Linked DNA regions of Homo sapiens: region 1 is linked to region 2. The links are chromatin contacts, found by Hi-C in ENCODE. All regions are on one chromosome and are shown on one strand. The core of a region is the stretch at or near the end of the contact, and the rest is flanking DNA. Distances in the headings are between cores, read along the strand shown.

Region 1 (2,700 bases), core at 147-2,646, 2.4 Mb before region 2:
GAATGATGAAATGGTAATTTGAAATATTCCACCAATCTCATCGTGGCAGGAGAGATGTAATTTTTCAAGGTATGAACCTTTTACCTCTGTCAGTTTCTAGTCCAAGAAACAGTGGATTCAATTGCAAGTGGGAAAGTGAGTACCACAATGGGTCAAACTAGGCCCAAGATTATTCAAAAATAGACAAAGCATCAGAAGCCTGGAAAGAATCACTGAATGACAGAGTTCAGTCAGGAAAGAGACAAGCGAAAGTTAGGATAAGCAGATGGTGAATCTTATTTCTACTGGGTTGTGTGACTGCTTTGAGAGAGAAAATGCTACCTTCCCTTTTCTTTTATGTTGAATCAATATACAAATACATTGACTCAAAAAGAATTAGGAAAAAGGAGAGCAGCAGGAATACAAGTGGGCTCTTTGAAGACTTGGACCCCGAACCGCGCGGTTAGCTTGATGTACTCTGGTATAAGTGAGCAAAAATGTATTAGAAAGCAGGTTAAAGAGAGGTTAAAGGCATGACCACCGGACTGGAGGTAGTGAGCGGTCTGCGAAGCTGAGAACTCTGCCTAAAATGGGCTAACAGGGACGAGAGTTTCAAGTGTCTGTATTTGGGATGAGGAGGTATGAAAGTGGACGCTGCGCGGTGGCAGAGCATGCAGTTTCTGCCTTTGGGCAGCACTCAGGTAAAAAGGGGCAGGTGTGGAGGTATACAGGTATAGAGGAGGAGAGAAGCCAGAGGAAAAGAAGGGGCGAGGCCCGGGGGTAAAACTAAAGGGGATCCTGGAAGGTGGAGGCTGGGAAATCAAGGAGGGATTGGGGGCAACCCCGGGGAAAGTGGTGCCGCCGCGCGAGGGAAGGGCGGTCCGGGGGCGTGGGAGGTAGTCCCCAGAGCAGGCCGGAGCTCGCCGCCCGAGCAGGGGTCCGGGACCCAGAGAGCAGAGGGCGCAGTGAGGCGCGAGCAGGAGGCCGCCGGTCTACGGAGAGCCGGGGGAGGGGAGCAAGCGCCTGGGGCTGCCGCGGGGACTGGGGGGAGGGGAAGGGGCGCCTACCTGGACGTGCTGGGCGGCAGCGGTCAGTCCTGGTGGAGACTCCTCTCCCGCTGAGGCGGTGGCCGTGTCCGCCCTGGGAGCCCGAGGCTGCGGTGGTGGCAGCAGGGGTGATGGCGGCAAGTCCCTGTGGCGGCCGCCTCCGCCGAACCGCATCCCTCCTCCCCGACCCGCCCTCCTTCCCTATCTCCCGCTCCTAAACTTCTTCCCCGGGATAAACAAACCCGCCGCCAGGGGCGGCCACCTCCGCCACTCCCGCCCCCGCGCAGCCCCCACCCCCCCGCCGCGGGCCCGTCTGGGCTCCGGCTTCCGAGTTACGACTCCAGCCCCGGCTCCAGCCCGCGAGGGCGCGTGCGCGCGGCGGCGGCGGCGGCGGCTCCTGGGCCCTTGCTCCCTCCTACAGCGCCGGGCACTTCCGGGCGGGCCCGGATTTGCCGCCGCGCTTGGGAAGCCGCCACCGCCGCCGCTGCTGCATGGCACTAGGCTCCCGGCGGGGCAGGTTCCGCAGCCGGCACCGCTCTGGCTAGGCGCACGGAGGCGCCTTGCTTAGTCTGACCCTTATTTGGCCAGGCGTAAAACTTGTCCTGCCTAAAAGCCTACTGAGACCTCCTAACTGGTCTAATCCGCGGGAGACGCCAAAGGCGGCGGCCGTTTGTGCGCACAGGATTTTTCTTGGAGCTGTAGCAGTCTAGGAAGCCAGGGTGGAACTTTTGCTAAGCTCCCGTTGTAAGCCCAGAGCTGTAATAACTGCTGAGACACAACCAGCAGTATACAGGCTCCAGTTGGAAATCGAGAACTTTCCAGGTAGATGAAGTGCCCCATGGAGCAGTTTTCAGGTGGAGGGGATGAGGCTCAGCTGGAAGTCTCAGGCCAGAAGGAGAGGCTGCCGAGGGGCGGCCAGGGATGCCTAGGAAGTGAGCGCAGAAGACCAGGCGGCCTCCTGGGACCGCACGGTGGGAAATAAAGCTGCACCTGCACAAATGTGTGAAGAGAGGATGGGATTGCCTTGTCTCTTCGGACATTTAGTTTAAAAAGGGGGTGACAACTGAACTTTTTATTCCCCACGGCCATGGGACAAAGATACTTAATCGAGCTACCAGGAGTAAACTTCTTTAAAGAAGTTTGGGGGACCAACAATCCCGGCTTTGCCAGAACAGACATGAACGTCATTCAAGGATCCCAACTCTTTTTGCTTTAACTGTGCATACGTCAGCAATTTTTGTTTTGTTTTGTTTTTGACAGGGCTGTCACCCAGGCTGGAGTGCAGTGGTGCCATCACAGCTCACTGCAGCCTCGACCTCCTAGGCTAAAGTGATCCTCCCAACTCAGCCTCCCGTAGCTGGGACTACAGGAATGTGCCACGCCCAGGTAATCTTAATTTTTTGTGGAGACGAGGTCTTGCTATGTGGCCCAAGCAGATCTCGAACTCCTGAGCTCAAGGGATCCTCCCACCTTGGTCTCCCAAAGTGCTGGGATTTGCAGGCGTGAACCACCACACCTGGCCATAAACCAACTTCTCATTGCTTACCTGGCTTTCCAAGAAAAGAGAGAGGGCAGAGGGAAAATATTTATTATTTTGCTATGTACTGAGTATTCTAAGCATGGACTTGTATCGTCTCTGTTCTCTCAACAACCTCTCTAAAACTTCAACGTAGAA
Region 2 (2,700 bases), core at 149-2,648:
TGTAAAGGGAATTCTGAAAGGACCACTGACTCATTTCAGACAGTGAGCCAGGGTGAATGTTTAATGTGGTGAGTCGGTGACCGAGGAAACCACTTCTCTTTTGGAGCTGTTCATTCTGACTCTTCTTATCTGGGTGCCTTTACCAAACAAACAAGTATCATCTCTTACTTGGGGACACCTGGTTGGCATTTGCAAAAAGAAAGGAGTTCCAAGAAGAGCTAAAATTATCAACAGCAGAGACAGCTCAGTTTCTGCTATCTACGGGTTCACCCACAGGGATATCATAATCAAGAAGCAAAGTGATCGATTTGGGAAGTGAGGGGTGAAGGAACAAAGATTCATAAAGAACAATGGGATTGGAGGTATAAAATATACCCTGCTCCCCATACCCAAAATGGAAAGTGCCACTTGGTAGGTGGCCATGTGCTGCATAAAACATAGCAGACAGTTAATGTCAACTCAAACCATTCTAGCAAGACATTAACTTAGAGGAAACGCCAGGAAACTGAGAGGTTGGAAGAAAGAAGAGGTGTATTCCTATGGACAGCTAGCTGCGAGGTCATCCTAGTCTGTTGCTGGTACATTCTACTTCAACCTAGAGCTGACAGCGTAGAAAAGTATGACTCATCTCTAAATAAGATCCCTGGACAGACTCATGGAAGTTCTGCTGCTCCCCAGAGAAGATCACCTGGTGGTCATAGGTTTAAAGACCTTACGAGGCTGGCCCATGGGCCGAGATGCCATTGTGCAGGGCAGCAAGGCCCACTTAGGTAAGAATATACCACATGATTGGCCTCACTGTAGAGGCCATCCCTCGCTTGGAAGCCATCTGGAAGTAGATTTGAACTTCTAAGTGACATCTTAAACAGCCCAAGTCCCAGTGATCATTAAGATCCCTGTGACCAAAAGAAGAATCTCTCCTGATCACTTGTGCACTCCTCAGGGACCAGGCAGGAAACATGGGGGCTGGGCTGCTGCCTTGAAAGCAGCCTTTTGTTACCCCCTCACACTGGAGCAGCTGTAAGAAATGGGTGGCTGCTGGCTGAGTGCAGTGGCTCACACCTGCAATCACAGCACTTTGGGAGACTGAGGCAGGAGGATTGCTTGAGGCCAGGAGTTCAAGACCAGCCTGGGCAATAGAGTGAGACCCCATCTCTACAACAAAAATTAGCTGGGCATGGTGGCACACACCTGTAGTCCCACCTACTTAGGAGGATGAGACAGGAGGGTTGCTTGAGCCCAGGAGTTAAAGGCTGCAATAAGCCATACTCACACTACTGCACTCTAGCCTGGGTGACAGAGTAAGATCCAAGAAAAGAAAAGAAGACAAGAAAAGAAAAGAGAAAATAAAAGTGGCTGCCACCCCCCTGCTCACCATCAGCTTCTGGGGGAACCCAGTGAGGCACCCATCTGCTATGGGTATGAGAGAGAACATCAAGCATCTGGCTTTCCTGATCTTAATGTCTCTTCACATTAAGAATGAGGTGAGCTTCTGATTCTCTTGTCCTGCTCCTTCCACCATAGTCTCTATATGGGCTTTTATCTTCTAGAGAGGAGCACGCCCACCCCAGGACTGGTACCCAGCAGGTGTACCACCAATGTTGATGATACTGATGACTAGACTTGCAGCAGGAGGCAGGCACTATTATTATCTCCACTTCACAGATGAAGAAACTGAGGCCCTAATCCATCAAGTAACTTGCCAAAGCCCCTCTGCTAGTGAGCCCAGGTCTCTTAGGATGAAGGGAGGAACTGAGTGTGTCAGAAGCTCTTAAACAGCACTGCCCCCTCCCTGATTCCAGCAGTGTCAGTCTCCTGCCGCTGGGCTCCCACCTACTTGTGTTTGCAGTCTCACTTGTGGGTTCGAGGTCATAACTCTCTGTCGCTCCTCAAGTGCTCGTCACACCCACTGTTCCCTGGTTTCATTTGTACATTGGGGTTCCAACTGTCAGTCCCCAGCCGGCACACAGGTTTCACTTCCCTGAACCCTAATTCACTCATTTTTGAAATAGGGATCTATCTACCAGAGTGGGTGTGAGAAATAAGAAACGGGGTATAAATATAAAGCCTGCAGGAGCCCCACCATGACGCTGTTCACGCCTTAGTGAGCACTTCACAAACAAAAAGCACCGTGATGAGGTATTTGTGTCCTTTCATAACAATCTTCTCTCTCAACTCTGGCTGACATCAGAATCACCTCGAGCATTATTTGAAAAGGCGAATGCTCAAAGCCCCGCCCCAACCCTGCCAAATCAGAAACAACCAAGGTGGAGGTCCTGGAATCTGAATTTACTTTATAGTAAACAGCGCTACCTGTTAATGCAGGGATCAGGGCCAAGCTAACGTTCATCCCACAGGGAGGTTCTATAAGGGATTCCTGCCGAGAGTGGGAGGTAGGTTTAGAGGACCTGAAAGCTCCTCCACAAATAACAACCCCCTTATGTAGTTGGTTCTCGGTTGATAGCTCCCTGCTGCAAGCAGTGTGGTGATCAGTGTACAGAGAAATATTTTTTCCATCCTATTCCACACTGGTCGTGTCCCAAGCTCCACTCTCTGGCAGCCCAAGTAGGGGTAGATAGGCTCTGGGCACCAGACAAAAACTGTATTCCCTTTAGGGCTGCCTTTCCTCTGCGGAACATGAAGATCACTTTTAACAACCACAAAGTTTCATGAACCACCAGATGAAAGCCAATCGTGCTG

Evidence for each region. Hi-C counts contacts between places; a loop is a spot of excess contacts on that map. Pooled maps may share reads with other maps.
Region 1: a pooled map shows a loop between it and region 2 (7-fold over the local background). The contact joins the promoter of SPOPL here to the enhancer-like site in region 2. A Hi-C loop is called at or near these places in 6 of 50 pooled maps.

The regions. Positions count from the first base shown.
Region 1 is chr2:138,500,466-138,503,165 of GRCh38, reverse strand. It overlaps SPOPL (speckle type BTB/POZ protein like), which reads right to left and starts at 1,396. Exons shown (of 11, transcript NM_001001664.3): 1 at 1,047-1,396. It overlaps SPOPL-DT (SPOPL divergent transcript), which reads left to right and starts at 1,471. Exons shown (of 2, transcript NR_187149.1): 1 at 1,471-1,847; 2 at 2,286-2,700. RefSeq lists silencers at 711-760, 961-1,500.
Region 2 is chr2:136,131,674-136,134,373 of GRCh38, reverse strand. No RefSeq gene overlaps it. Among named protein-coding and RNA genes, the nearest start is that of CXCR4, 15 kb to the right of the region's middle. Within about 2 kb of position 1,398, at least 11 of the 41 ENCODE cell types and tissues checked have a DNase peak (open chromatin) inside an H3K27ac peak, as active enhancers do.